Linked DNA regions of Homo sapiens: region 2 is linked to region 1. A link is an interaction called in ENCODE POLR2A ChIA-PET data of the cell type or tissue named here. Cell type or tissue: endothelial cell of umbilical vein. All regions are shown on one strand.

Region 1 (8,000 bases):
CTAATTTTTGTATCTTTTGTAGAGACAAGGTTTTGCCATGTTGGCCAGACTGGTCTTGAACCCCTGGGCTCAAGCGATCTGCCCACCTTGGCCTCCCAAAGTGCTGGGATTACAGGCATGAGCCACTGCACCCGGCCTGATTTTATGTTATACTTGATTTTAGTGGTTGTTATAGCTGAAAAGATACCTAAAAAAATATGTAGATTCAAATGGAAGAACTGCATTGACCAGTCACATAATTTACAGAGTTCAGTGCAAAGTGGAAATGTAGAACCCCTTGTTAAAAAATTATTTTAAATATCAAGATGGTGACAGCACAGCATTGAAGTAAGCGAGGGGCCCTTCGAAGTGAGAGGCCCCAAGTGACTGTACACGTCTTTTGCTGTCTAAGCTACTAAATCATGGTACTATAGCTCTAGCTCTGCCCCATCCTTCGGTTAGCCTAAAAATTTTTAGAAGTAGAAACTTGGCCGGTAATTGTTCACTTCCAAGTTGTATTCAGCATTCCTAGTAGAAAGGTATTACGTTTTAATGTTTTGTATTGTTTTGTTTTTGAGACGAAGTCTCTCTCGTCTCTCCCAGGTTGGAGTGCAGTGGCACGGTCTCAGCTCACTGCAACCTCCGCCTCCTGGGTTCAAGCTATTCTTCTGCCTCAGCCTCCCGAGTAGCTGGGATTACAGGCGCCTGCCACCACGCCCAGCTAATTTTTGTATTTTTAGTAGAGACGGGGTTTCACCATGTCGGCCAGGCTGGTCTCGAACTACTGACTTCAGATGATCCACCCACCTTGGCCTCCCAAAGTGCTAGGATTACAGGCATGAGCCACCGCAGCCGGCCCGTTTTGATGTTTTAAACAATAGATTCAAGACTCACTGCAAATCTTTTGTTGGAAAATATTAATGTTAGAAAATTTTGTTTCCATGAGAAAAGACTTATTTCTGTCATTCTGATGCTTGTTTTCTATATGCCTTATATATTTTTTGGCTACTCTCAATTCTTCTATTATTGTCTTCTGGTTTAACTGATTTTTACCATTTTGATTCTCTCCTCATTTCCTTTTCTATATATATTTAGTTTTTTTTTAGTACTTATTCTGAAGATTACGATTAGTATCCTAAATATATAACAATCCAGTTTGAATTGATACTAGCTTAACTTCAACAGCATCCCAAATTCTGCTTCTGTATAACTCTGTCCTTTACATTATTGTTGCAAATTACATCTTTATACATGATTGTTCATTATTATGAATTTATAATTATTGTTATTATATATGCATTTGTCTTCTAAATAATATACAAAAAAAGCAGTTAAAAACCAAAAATATGGAGAGGCATGGTGGCTCACGCCTGTAATCCCAGCACTTTGGGAGGCCGAGGTGGGCGGATCGCCTGAGGTTGGACGTTCAAGACCAGCTTGGCCAGCATGGTGAAACCCCGTTTCTACTAAAAATACAGAAATTAGCCGGGCGTGGTGGCAGGTGCCTGTAATCCCAGCTACTCGGGAGGCTGAGGCAGCAGAATTGCTTGAACCCAGGAGCTGAGATCGCGCCATTGCACTCCAGCCTGGGCAACAGAGGAAGACTCCATCTCAAAAACAAAACAACCCAAAAATACAATAATACTGGTTTTTATGTTTACATATGTAGTTACCTATACTGTTGTTCTTTCTTAGTATGGCTTTGAATTACTGTCTAGTGTCTTTTTATTTCATCTTGAATGACTCCTTTTAGCATTCCTTGTAGAGTAGATCTGCTAGCAGGATTCCCTCAGCTCTTGAGAGTGAGACTCTGTATCAAAAAAAAAAAAAAAAGAGAAACGTACAGTGCATTATATACTGAACACATTTGCCATGCTAAATAATCCACTGGCATACAGACTTCTATAGCCTTCTATATTATAGAAATAGTAACTTGTTTTAGTACTGTTTTAATAACTAGATATTATTTGTTTAAAGATACTTCTTATCAGCTCAAATAATATTTTGGGGGGAGATTTTAATTTTTAAGGTTAATTTAGTGGCAATAATACATTTTTCCAAATCATACATTTATTCCTGGTTGTAATTTAGGCATTTATGAAACCTTTGTTAACTCTCTGCATTCTGGAACCATTTGCCTAGTTAGGAAAAGATTTACTAAGTGGCACCTGAGTGGTCTAAGTCAATGGAGCTGCCTATGGTTGTGCTACATACATGGATTCCTGGCCAAGCGGGTGAGTAGGGTCACCTGGGCAGGGCTGCATCTGCTCAGAGGCAGGGAGTCTTTTTCTGCTTTGCAATAAAGAACTGTTTGAATGAGGTCATAGGACACTGATTAGATCCCTCATGTCAACAGGGTGGAAACTGCCCTGAGGAAAGCCAGCTCCTTGAGTCCCATGTGCCCTGCCAGTTTCTCAGTGTCAAAAACATATTGTATTCCCTCAGTGGTTTTCCCATCCTAGAAGCTCAGAAAATACATGTGGAGTTAATAAATGAATATTAACTGGAGAATAATACGGGTTTAAAGTGATTATGCACATCTTAATTGTGAGAGGTGGGAAATAGAAGTGAGTTCTCCATTACTTTCAAGTTGCACCATATACTGTGCATACTGTGTATAGGAGTGATACCAAATATAGGGGGCAGAATGGTGAGAAGGAGGAATGGCCTAGTAATGAGGGGCTTTGCTCCCCTGCTTAATGCAGGGTATTGATTTAACACACACAGACAACACTTACTGATGCTTGGCACAGGTCTAAAGCATATTACACATTGAGTTCTTGATTGTCACAACAATTTATGAATGTATGAAGGAGGTACAATTAGCATGCTTCTTTTACAAATGAGGAAACTGAAGCGCACAGAAGTTAAGTGATGTGTCCAAGATCACACACTTAGTATGTGGTAAATCCAGATTTAAACCCAGGTACTCTGGCTGCAGAATTCACGCTCTTACCCGCTATACTACTGTCACAGACATGCTAACTACTCCTTCCTCTGAGTTCCAGCTAAACTTTGCGTTGCCTTGCTAATGCCACTTATCACCTTGGAGCCATCCATTATCATGTCTGTCTCCTTATTAGGATCATGAGCTTCCTGAGGGTGGGGCCCTGTCTTCCTGTTCATGTCTGGACAGAGTATTGAGATGCCCCATAGAGTAGAATTCCTGTGCAAAGTATGCTGCACTGTTTCCTTGTGGAAGCTTGTCTTAGACACCCCATCAATGCTTTTTGAAGAAATATTCAAAAGGCAACACCACCATAGAATTTACTTATCAGAGCAACACCCTGATGGAATTGCTGTTTGATTTTAAAAGTACCTGAATTTCAACAATCTGTCTTCTGGAAGACAGGTGTGGCCCTGCTGTGTCTGATGCAGTGGCTGAACCCAATGCCCAGGACTGGACTCCCAGAAGCTGGAAGAGGCAAGGAAGGATCCTTCCTCTACATATTTCAGAGGGAGGGCAGTCTTGCTGACACCTTGATTTTGGTCTTGTAGCCTCCAGCATGGTGAGAGAGAAATTTCAGTTGTTCTAAGCCACCCATTTTGTGCTACTTTGTATGGCAGCCTTAGAAACTTAATGCAGTAACTTTAGCTTCAACTCAGTTAACCAGCAGTTGTATTGACCATTCAGTGTATGCGTGTTATCCCTGTTTGGGAGAGCAGCAGAGAGGGGACCCTGCATGAGGCTCTGTGTGTAGTTCTAGGGTCCTGGTTTGTGAGACTTTGCAACCTGATAACTCAAAATGTGGCCCCTAAAAAGAATGAGAAGAGCTCTAGGCTGAACAAATATTTAGAGATCACGCACATTATGAGTCATCCTTAAGGCCAGGAATGGTGGCTCATACTTATAATCCTAGCACTTTGGGAGGCTGAGGCGGGTGAATCACTTGAGGTCAGGAGTTTAAAACCAGCCTGGCCAAATAAAAAATAAATTAGCTGGGCATGGTGGCGTGTGCCTGTAATCCCATCTACTTGGGAGGCTGAAGCAGGAGAATTGCTTGAACCCAGAGGTGGAGGCTGCAGTGAGCCGAGATCACACCACTGCACTCCAGCCTGGGTGACACAGCAAGACTCCATCTCAAAAAAAAAAAAAAAAAAAAAAAAAAAAAAAAAAAAAAAAGAAATATGTGCACTTCTTTATGGCAGTAAGCTGTGTTGTGTGTGTCTTACCCCTGATCCTTGCTTAATGCATGTGGGGTGGCCCGAGTTTGGGGGTGGTGCATACCTGTGAGCCTTGGATCCACCTTTTGAACAGAGCCCAGTGGTTGGATAATTCCTCCACTACTAGTGAGGGCTCAGAGGGCTGCTTTAGGGGAGGGCAGGGATGGAATTGTGAAATGAAAGCTCCTATTCCCTATGTCGTGGGATTGGCTCTGCAGAGACTAAATATTGCCAAACATTTGTGTGCATGAAAGACATTGGTGGCAAAGATTCTATGCAAGATAGTTTGCACAGTAATTTGATGAGAATGCAAACATTTCAGACTTTTAAATTTTCTTACATGTTTCCAGGCTGCTTTCCTATTTTATTATGAGGACTTAGCATTTACTGTATCTTTAATGTATCATTGAATTCTAAATGTTTTTGATGAACTAGAAAAAGTAGCAGCATGTTCTGGGAGACTTCATTAGGAAAATCACTAAATAAGCTTGTTATAAACTTATTGAGTTCTCTTTCTTTTATTTTATTTCATTATCTTCTAGGTAAACTTATTAGACTTTTCTTTGAATAAAAATATAGCTGTTAAAGTAAAATTTTCTGATAGAAATGCTAAGAGCAGGTGAAATCCCCCTGTTTTTTTTGAGACGGAGTTTTGCTCTGTGGCCCAGGTTGGTGTGCAGTGGTGCGATCTCGGCTCACTGCAACCTCTGCCTCCCAAGTTCAAGCAATTCTCCTGCCTCAGCCTCTCAAGTAGCTGAGATTACAGGCATGTGTGAACACGCCCGGCTAATTTTTGTATTTTTAGTAGAGATGGGTTTCACCATGTTGCCTAGGCTGGTCTTGAACTCCTGACCTCAAGCAATCCACTTGCCTTGGCTTCCCAAAGTTCTGGGATTGCAGGCGTGAGCCACTGCACCCTGATAGATGAACTCTTTATTCTCTTTCTCTGAGCAGGTGCTGGCTTAGAAGAGATTCTTTCAACCTTTCCTATACTTGATGCTACCTGCAGCATCCTCATTTTCTTTGATCACTTGCCTTGGTTCTGGGGTGTGGTCTTTCTCTGGCTACTCCACATGTGACTGTCACTGCAGCTTAAGAAAATTGTAGCTGAAGCAAGCCACAGTAGAACTGCCTGACTAAATATGAGGAAGAGGAGGCCAAGGACCTTTAGAATCATTACAAAGATGTTTGTAAGCAGCGGTTCTCCATCTTCATGGGAGATTAAATAGGAAGGAGGGTGTAATGTTGCAGCACAAAGTACTGGGATTTGCTACAGAGAAGAACTTCCTGTGCTAAGCATGCTGCACCACTGAAATGATTTCTGAAGAGGAGGGTGAGGACTTCATCTTTAGGTCAAAATCCTCTGTGTGATCTTTTAGCCCCCAACATTTGCAATTACAAGGCTTTACTTGGGAGGCCTCATGGGGGAAAGCTGCCCTCCCCATGCCTGACTTGGTGCACAGTGAATGCATTGCAATTTTCTGGAGGGAGTTTTGGTCAACGACGCAGGCTGTACTGGCTCAGGAGCCTCTCATATACATATCTGCATTCCTGACCCAGGAGCCTCTATTCTGGGGGCTCCCTTATCAGGAGCCTTGGCTGAGGCTCTTCCCAGGTGCCTCCACTGAGACTTCCTTACTGGTACACCATACAGGTTGGGAATCCCTCATCCAAAAATCCAAAATCCCAAATGCTCCCAAATCCACAACTTTTTGAGTGCCAGCATGACGTTCAAAGAAGTGCTCATTGGAGCTTCCTGGATTTTGGATTTTTGGATTAGAAATGCTTAACTGGTAAGTATAATATAAATATTCCAATACCCGCCCCCCGCCCCAAAAAAAAATCCCGAATCTGAAACATTTTTGGCCTCAAGTATTTCGGATAAAGGATACTCAACCTGTGTCAGTTTGCTCGGACTGCCATAACAAAGTACCACAGCGAGGGTGGCTTAAATAGCACAGCTGGATTTTCTCACAGCTCTGGAGGCTTAGAAGTCTAAGGCATGGGTATGGCTGGTTTCTGCTGAGGCCTCTCTCCTTAGCTTGTAGACGGCCACCTTCTGCCTGTGTCTTCACATGGTCTCTTCTCTGTGCGTATGTGTCCCCAACTCCTCTTCTTATAGGGATTCCAGGCGTATTGGATTAGGGCCTGCCATAATGACTTCATTTTACCTTAATTATCTCTTTAAAGGCCCTATCTCAAAATACAGTCCTATTCTGAGGTCATGGGGGTTAGGACTTCAAACTATGAATTTGTGGGAGGGGGTGGGTGGGGTGGTGGGGGGAAATGGAACACTGGGGAACCAGCCTGTTTCTCTTCTTCTTCTTTTTTTTTTTTTTTTTTTTTTGAGACGGAGTCTTGCTCTGTCACCCAGGCTGGAGTGCAGTGGCGCGATCTCGGCTCACTGCGAGCTCCGCCTCCCGGGTTCACGCCATTCTCCTGCCTCAGCCTCCCGAGTAGCTGGGACTACAGGCGCCTGCCATCACGCCCAGCTAATTTTTCTATTTTTAGTAGAGACGGGGTTTCACCGTGTTAGACAGGATGGTCTCAATCTCCTGATTTTGTGATCCGCCTGCCTTGGCCTCCCAAAGTGCTGGGATTACAGGCGTGAGCCACCGCGCCCCACCTCTCTTCTTTTTTATCTCTTGCCTGCACTGTCACAGTAAGTTAATAAAGTCTGGGTTGGTGCTTCATTTGGACTCATTGTCTTAATTGACCGCTTTAACAGCTGGAAGCTCAACAGAGGCTGGAAGACTGACTTTTGAGGTGATTCTTAAAGTAGATTCCAATCAACTAATAAGAATGGTGCTGCCTGGAGACAAGCGTGCCCACGCACTTGTGGGTAATGTCCATTCACTTCTATATTTAGCAAATATTTATTGGCATCTACTATGTGCCAGGTATAGGGGATGGTGATATAAGGGGCTGGAAGTACAGTTACAAGGCAGAAAAGACCCCTGTCCTCACTGAGCTAACCTCCCATGGGGAGACTGTAGCCGTTGAGTAAATATAATAATTGTAGGTTGTTATTTTGCCTTAGAGAGAATAAACAGGATTCTGTGATAAAAATTAAAGAGGAGATGATGGCCAGGGTGCGGTGGCTCACGCCTGTAATCCTAACAGTTTGGGAGGCTGAGGCGGGCAGATAGAGAGAGAGAGAGAGAGAGAGAGAGAGAGAAAGAAAAGAAAAGAAGGAAAGGAGATGATGTTGGTGCAGAAACCTGAGTAACCTGAGGGTTGAGAGGAAGGCAGCCTCACAACGAGGTTGGGAGAGGGCGACCCTGGAGGCCTGAGGCCCCTGAGGCGGGAACATGCTTGGTGTGTTCCAGGAACTCAGAAAGCCACATGACTGTTGTTGTTACACGTTTTGAATGTTGTCCCTGAGTGAGACCTCTGTGGTCTTTCTAGAATTTATACATATTTCACTTTATTTTTGTATGTATTGATACCCTTTCTGGTCCTCAAAAATATTTAAGTGAGTGATAAAACTAAAAAGCTGAGATGAGGGAATTGGGAATGTGGGAAAAGAAAGCAGGAAAAAGTGTAATTGTTTCATAAAGGGGTTAAAATAATAACTGAAATAGAACTGAGAGGGAAAAACCTGGTTTGAGGAATGCGTCAGGTTGGGGTCAGACTATCTCCTTGAGGAAGGTGTCTGGTTCTCATAGATCAGTAGTTGATGGTTGATTGTGTAAACTACCAGGAAAGACCTCTTTCATAAATCTAGGCTAAGAGGAAGTACTTTGGGTTTGGGGTATTAATTGGGCAGGCCTAGATGTGGCCTGGCCCACATTGTAAACTTGCGTTTGCCTTGGAGCAGATGACTTACATATCATTAAAGCTGCCAAACACCCCAC
Region 2 (8,000 bases), 100 kb before region 1:
CTAAATGCAATCTGTGATTTTATTTATTTTGTTTCTTATTTTAAAAAATATTGGGGCTGGGCACGGTGGCTCACGCCTATTATTTCAGCAGTTTGGGAAGCCGGGGCAGGTGGATCACCTGAGGTCAGGAGTTCGAGACCAGCCTGGCCAACATGCTGAAACTCCGTCTCAATTAAAAATACAAAAATTGGCCAGGCGCGGTGGTTCATGCCTGCAATTCCAGCACTCTGGGAGCCGAGGCAAGTGGATCACCTGAGGTCAGGAGTTCAAGACCAGCCTGGCCAACATGGTGAAACTCCATCTCTACTAAAAATACAAAAAATTAGCCAGGCATGGTGGTGGATGCCTGTAATTCCAGCTACTCAGGAGGCTGAGGCAGGAGAATCTCTTGAACCTGGGAGGCGGAGGTTGCAGGGAGCTGAGATTGCGCCATTGCACTGCAGTCTGGGCAACAAGAAATTAGGCTGGGCGTGATGGCTCACACCTGTAATCTCAGCACTTTGGGAGGCTGAGGTGGGTGGATCATGAGGTCAGGAGATCGAGACCATCCTAGCCAACATAGTGAAACCCCGTCTCTACTAAAAATACAAAAATTAGCCGGGGGTGGTGGTGCATGCCTGTAATCCCAGCTAGTCGGGAGGCTGAGGTGAGATAATCACTTGAACCAGGGAGTTGGAGGTTGCAGTGAGCCGAGGTCGCCCCACCGCACTGCAGCCTGGCTACAGAGCGAGACTCCGTCTCAAAAAAAAAAAAAAAAATTAGCTGGGCGTGGTGGCACACACCTGTAATCCTAGCTACTCAAGAGGCTGAGGCAGGAGAATTGTTTGAACCCAGGAGGTGGAGGTTTCAGTGGCCGAGATCACGCCATTGCACTCCAGCCTGGGCGACAGAGCAAGACTCCGTCTCAAAAAAAAAAATAAATAAAATAAAATTAGGATGCTTTGATTTGTATTTCTTTAATTATAAGTGAGATTAAAAATCTTTTCACACATTTATAAGTAATTTTATTTATTTTTCTGTGCTTTTTTCTTTTTTCTTTTGAGACAGAGTCTCACTGTGTCACCCAGGTTGTAGTCTAGTGGCATGATCACAGCTCACTGCAGCCTTGACCTCCCTGGCTAAAGTGATCCTCCTGCCTCAGCCTCCAAAGTGCTGGATAATAGGTATGAACCACCATGCCAAGCCAATAAAATTTTATTACCAAAAAAACCTTTGATTTCTTCTAAAATTTTTTTAAAAAGCTTTTTAAAAAATTTTTTTCTGCTGCTGATCTGCAACCTTCAAAGTAGGTAGTCCTTCAAATAGGCAGAGAAAAAAAGAATGCCTACTTACCTAACAAATTGCAAGCTTGCCTAGTTCCTAACCTGAAGCCTAAAGTTCAATAACAGAAAATGAAGATAGAACTAGGGTTTTGGGGTAATAGAATGTAATCAATGTCATTTAGTGACGTCTGAGGCCATTGCACAAAATACCAAAGACTGGTGTGACTTAAACAATAGGAATTTATCTGTTACAGTTCTAGAGGTTAGAGAGTTCAAGATCAGCATGGGGAGCTTATTTGGTTCCTGGTGAGGGCTCTCTTCCTGGCTTGTAGACAGCACCTTCTCCCTGTGTCCCCAGATGGTGTTTCCTTAAGTGTGTGCTTTCAGGGAGAAAGATTTCTCTCTCTCTTCCTCTTCTTCAACAATCCTATTGAATTAAGGCCCCTCCCTTATGACTTTATTTAACCTTAATTACCTCCTAAAAGCCTTATCTTCAAATACAGTCACCTTGGGGGGTTAGGGCTTCAACACAAGACATTTGGGGGAGCACAATTCAGTCCCTAGCACCTTTCCTTTTACTCAGGGCTGCATTATGACTTGTGTGGGCCCCAGGCACCTTTGCCTTTAAGGACCCCTTTTTCCTTCAAAAAAAAAAATTTAAAATGAGAGTTTCCAATTGCATTATAAAGACACATATAACGCTGGCTGAATTCATTATTATATGCTCATTATTACAGTATTCTTATTTTTGTTCTGATTTCAAAAGAAATTAAAATTAAAACATTTTCATGGGACAGTAAAATTATCACTGTGTCTACTGTGCCTAATAAGTTGATCTGGTTTTCGCAGCCAGCATCGTAGAACTATTCCCTATAGTAGTCATGGACATTGTAAATTTTTTGATCGCCTTCCCCAAAAAACCTCCAGGACCAGCAGTGGAGCTGGCTCTAAAAGAAGCGCCTATAGAGAGTGGGAGGCTGTCCAGCTGAACACAGGGAACAGCTCACACCTCCCTTCCTCCAGCAGGCTACGAATTGCCAACACATTTTGGTGAAATATAGGAGAGCTTTAGTTAATGCTTCTGCCAACCCCCTAAGGAGGTTCAGGTTGAGCATTTTTGAGAACTCTTTTTGTTAATAGACTTTTCCTTTTAATTAAGATATAATATTCATATATGAGGTATACAGAACTTAGCTGTACAGCTTGATGAGTTTTCTACTTTTTTTTTTTGAGACTGAGTCTCACTGTGTCACCCAGGCTAGAGTGCAGTGGTGTGATCTTGGCTCACTGTAAACTCTGCCTCCTGGGTTCAAGTGATTCTTGTGCTTCAGCATCCCAAGTAGCTGGGATCATAGGCACACTCCACCATGCCTGGCTAATTTGTGTATTTTTAGTAAAGACGGGGTTTCGCCATGTTGCCCAGGGTGGTCTCAAACTCCTGGACTCAAGTGATCCACCTGCCTTGGCCTCCCAAAGATCTGGGATTACAGGCATGAGCCACTGCGCCCAGCCAAGTTTCTTTTATGTGTTAAACACTTTTATTAGTTGTCTATTACTGAATAACAAATTACTCCAAAACTTAGTATATTAAATGAACAAACATTTATTTTATCCCAGTTTCTGCCAGTCAGGGATTTGGGTGGTTCTAGGTGGTTCTGGCTCAGGGTCTCTCCTGAGGTTATGGCCAAGAAGTTGGCCCAGGCTACCATCATCTGAAGGCTTGACTGGGGCTGGAGGATCTGCTGTTGAAGATGCTGTGGGAAGCTGGGCTCGGTGGCTCACACCTGTAATCCCAGCACTTTGGGAGGCCAAGGTGGGCGGATCACTTGAGGTCAGGAGTTCGAGACCAGCCTGGCCAACATGGTGAAACCCTGTCTCCACTAAAAATACAAAAATTAGCCGGGCATGGTTGCACATGTCTGTAATCTCAACTACTCGGGAGGCTGAGGCAGGTGAATTGCTTGAACCCAGGAGGCCGAGGTTCCAGTGAGCTGAGATCATGCCACTGCACTCCTGCCTGGGTGACTGAGCAAGACTCTGTCTCAAAAAAAAAAAAAAAAAAGATGCTGTGGGAAGGAGGCCTCAGTTCCTCCTCTCCATAGGCTGCTGAGTGTCCTCAGGACTTGGCAGCTGGCTTCCTCCAGAAGGAGTGATCCAAAAGGGATTGAGAGCAAGGCAGAGCCATAATGTCTGTTATGAGTTAGCCTCAAATGTTATATGCCATCACTTCTGCCATGTAATACTGGGCACACAGACCAGTCCTGATGCAGTGTAGGAAGGGGACCAGACAAGGACAAGAGGAGGGGAGCACTGGGGCCATCTTGGAGGCTGGCAACCACAACATCCATGTAGCCAACACCCAGAGGAAGGATATGGAAACTTTAGCACTTCAGAAGCCTCCTTTATGCCCCTTTCCCAGTCGATATCATCACCCCTCCTTTAACCGGGAGGCAACCACTCTTCTGATTTCTCTCACTGTAAGTTGGTTTTGCCTGTCCTTGAACTTCATGTAAAGGGAATCATACTCCTCTGCGTCTGGTTTCTTTCACTGAACATTATGTGTGTGGCTCATCCACATTACTTGTGGTGGTAGCATCTTTTAAAAGAATTGCTGTGTAGTATTCCATGGCTCAAACATATCATGGCAGACATCTGGGTTGTTTCTTCTTCCAGTTTGGGCTGTTACAAATAAAGGTGCTGTGAGCACTGTTGTACAGGTCATGTGTTCAGTATACACACTCAATTACTTTGGGTTCTGTGATAGACTTTTTAAACTCTTTACTTACGCAAGCCAAATTTTATAGACATCTTCATTTAAAATAGCTTACAGCTACAACTCATGACTTTAGTACCAATGGTTATGACCTACTCGGAAATGGGCATTGTTGCTCAGAATTCTGGTAAAATGTTACTCATCCTAGTAAGGAAGGATGTTTGAGTTGGTGATTAATCCAGTCATGGGTTGTGGTGTAACTTCCACTCAGTTAGGATGCTACCAGAGTTGGAATGACTTGTGGTTTAGCAGTCAGGGTTTCAAACTGGCATTGCCTTCCCTGCAGGATTTGCTCACAGGACATAGTTTCCTTTGCCAGGGGTGGTTTTTGATCAAATGTTTCCTAAAATGGAGAGTCCAACTCCTGTAAACTGAAGACTTTCTAAGACTATTCTTAAAACTTGAAATGTAGGAATAACAACAGCATTTCACTCATTAAAGCTCGGAGGATTCAATCCTAGTGAGGGAGGGAAGAAGAACCAAAGATAGCGGAAGGAATTTTTTCTGTTGACAGAGATAAGGCTGACATGTCACCTAAGAACTGAAGATCTTTAATTAACTTCCTTTATGTTATTTTTATTTTACTTTATTTTATTTTTACTTTTTGAGATGGAGTCACACTCTGTCGCCCAGGCTGGAGTTCAGTGGTGCGATCTTGGCTCACTGCAACCTCCGCCTCCTGGGTTCAAGTGATTTTCCTGCCTCAGCCTCCTGAGTAGCTGGGATTATGGGCGCCCACCACCACACCTGGCTAATTTATTAAGTTTTAGTAGGGACAGGGTTTCGGCATGTTGGCCAGGCTGGTCTCGACCTCCTGGCCTCAAGTGATCTGCCCGCCTTGGCCTCCCAAAGTGCTGGGATTATAGATGTGAGCCACTGTGCCTAGCTGAATTCCTTTGTTGAAACATAACCTCATTCATATTAATAAATTAATTTTTTTTTTGAGAGAGAGGGAATTGCTCTATTACCCAGGCTGGAGTGCAGTAGTGAGATCACAGCTCGACCTCCCAAGGCTCAAGTGATCCTCCTACCTTAGCCTCCTGAGTAGCTGGGACTTCTGGCACACACCACCATGCCAGGCTAATTTTTTGTATTTTTTGTACAGACGGAGTCTCACTTTGTTGCCCAGGCTAGTCTCAAACTCTTGGGCTCAAGTGCTTTTCCCACCCCAGCCTCCCAAAGTGCTGGGATTAGAAGCATGAGCCACCATGCCTAGCCTCACTCATATTTTAAAATTACCTGAAAGTATTGCTAAAAATAAGGATTAGGTCACCAGGAAAAGAATCGAAGACTTTCCAGACCCAGTGATACATAGGTTATTTAACTGAGGGCTAAGTATAGTCAGAGGGCCCAGAGAAAACACCTCTGTGTGACTAGTTTACCCTCCATGTGTTCATTACATTAAGCAGAAGAATAATTATTTTCACATTTCTCGACTAGAATGTCTAATGCTAGTTTTGCCTGTCATTTTTTGTTTTTGTTTTTCTCCATGCTTTGAAGTACAAATACTAGGGTCTGAGCTGCTATGGCTCAATGGCATGAAATATCATAACATGGTGTGGCTTTGTTCACAGCCAGGCATGTTCTAAGCACTTTAGCATCTTTTCACAGTGAGATGAAGTTCACCAATTTGGCTGGGCAAGGTGGCTCATGCCTGTAATCCTAGCACTTTGAGAGGCCAAGGCAGGCAGATCGCTTGAGTCCAAGATTTGGAGGCCAGCCTGGGCAACATGGCGAAACTCCAGCTTTACCAAAATACGAAAGTTAGCCAGGCATGGTGGTGCGTGCCTGTAGTCCCAGCTACTTGGTAGGCTGAGGAAGGAGGATCGTTCGAACCCAGGATGCAGAGGTTGCAGTGAGTTGAGATCGTGCCATTACACTCCATCTTGGGTGACAGACCAGGACCCTGTCTCAAAAAAAAAAAAAATCACCAATTAAAACCAATCAACCAGCATAGGTATAGATCCGCAACCATAAATTATCTCATTTGACCAGGCCTGTTTGCATTGCACCACGCCTATTTGCATCTCTATAGGGTGGTACCAAGTCTGTTTTTTTCATGTTGCCTTAGTCTTAGTACAGAGCAGAGGCAATGCACACTGATAGTTGGCCGGTGATTCCTAGAAAGCATCAGGAGTATCTTCACAAATACAATTCTATCCAGTGAGGAGTAGAATCATTTCAAGGGAATAATTTTATTTAATTTAACGTTAGCTCCAGGTCCACTCACCAATCCTTATCCATAATCTCCATTACAAGGCCAGAATTCTTTTTTTTTTCTTTTTTTTTTTAGATGGAGTCTCACTCTGTAGCCCAGGCTGGAGTGCAGTGGCACGATCTCGGCCCACTGCAACCTCTGCCTCCCGGGTTCAAGCGATTCTCCTGCCTCAGCCTCCCGAGTAGCTGGGATTACAGGTACCTGCCCCTGTGCCCGGCTAATTTTTGTAGTTTTAGTAGAGATGGGGTTTCAACATCTTGACCAGGCTGGTCTTGGAACTCCTGACCTCGTGATCCACCCTCCTCGGCCTCCCAAACTGCTGGGATTACAGGCAAGAGCCACCACGCCCAGCCACAAGGCCAGAATTCTTTGATGACTGAACAAGCTCATCAAAGACAGAGTGGTGGAGCAAAAGCAGCCTCGAGTTTCCCAGCCTTTGTGTCATATGGCCACACTTCTTCACGTGGTTCGCTGCCTGCTCTCCTCTCCTGGAGACCTTCTCCTTCCTCATTATGTTTCACTTCCTGCTCTTGTTCATTGTTTCATTCTCTTTGCTGAGTTCCCTTCTTTCAAAGTTTATTCTCAGTTTGCCATCTGTTTAAAAAAAAATGTATTAAATTTAGAGGCAGGGCCTTGCTATGTTGCCCAGGCTGGTCTTCAATTCCTGGGCTCAAGTAATCCTCCCGCCTCAGCCTCCCTTCAGACAGTAGCCACTATGCCCAGCCATTTTGCCATCTCTTTTATTCTCAGCAGATTCTCCGTGGGGACCTCATTCATCCCATGACTTTGACCATCACCTCTATGCAGATGATGCCTACACTAGTAACAACAGCCTTGTCCTAAACATTAATTTGTTATTTCCAACTGCCTTCTAGAATCTATTTCACAGATCCTTCCAAGTGAACATGTCCAAACTCTATCTCCTCACCCCAAATCTGCTATTCTTCCCTATTGCCTAACAAAGTTATTGGCTCATCCACCTTGTAAACTTTGTGGGCCAAGAAGAATTAACAAAGCCAGCCCAAGACTGCCTATCCTTAGGAAGTCCTGCTTACAAGGTTGGCCCTCAGCTGACAAACAGTTCCCTACACTGATATCAAACTTGCCCTAAATGATAAGAAGTATTCACTTTGCCTTAACTGTTTGTGCAAACAATGTGGTTTATACTGAATGCCTGTTTTCCTTCTGGAGGTCTTGATTTTTGGTAAATGCTAGGCAGAAGGGATCTATGTGACCAGCTCCCGGTTGAAACCCTGAGCACTAAGTCTTCAATGAGTTTCCTTGGTAGACAACACTTGCTGCCACAACTCGGTTGCTGGAGGAATTAAGCTCATTCTGTGGGAGAGGTTTCTCAGAAGCTTGCACCTGCTGTCTTCTATCTTTGCTCTATTTTCCTTTTGTCTTTGCTGATTTTGCTATGTGTCTTTTTGCTGTAATCTTAACCATGTATTTGAGTATACATGTATATGTAACCATGTATATGAGTATATTTATGAGTAAACTAGATATATGAGTCCTATGTCTTCCTAGCAAGTCACTACACCTGGGGATGATCTTGGGAATGCCTAACACACTTTAGCACAATTCTTAGCTCTCCTTTCTTTTCTTCATCCTCTATATTTAATTGTCACCAATTATCATTAACTCTACCTGCAAGTATTTTCAAAAACATGTCCCATATTCTCCACCTTCACTGCTCTGATGCTACAATTGTGACTCCATCTGGGCACCACTGCCTCCTCCACCT

Evidence for each region. Peaks named below come from ENCODE experiments on the same cell type or tissue, not always from the same donor. Only the 100,000 strongest peaks of a DNase experiment are listed, where the experiment ranks them.
Region 2: POLR2A ChIA-PET joins it to region 1 with 10 read pairs; 5 of 35 experiments call an interaction of 5 or more read pairs at or near these places.

Annotation. Positions count from the first base shown.
Region 1 is chr18:23,691,735-23,699,734 of GRCh38, forward strand. The region is part of intron 1 of LAMA3 (laminin subunit alpha 3); the gene reads left to right. Among named protein-coding and RNA genes, the nearest start is that of LAMA3, 6.3 kb to the left of the region's middle. In endothelial cell of umbilical vein, no CTCF peak of the experiment used is centred here; a DNase peak (open chromatin) is centred at 3,787; H3K27ac peaks cover 383 bases.
Region 2 is chr18:23,589,733-23,597,732 of GRCh38, forward strand. No RefSeq gene overlaps it. Among named protein-coding and RNA genes, the nearest start is that of NPC1, 7.2 kb to the left of the region's middle. In endothelial cell of umbilical vein, no CTCF peak of the experiment used is centred here; a DNase peak (open chromatin) is centred at 4,189; H3K27ac peaks cover 1,381 bases.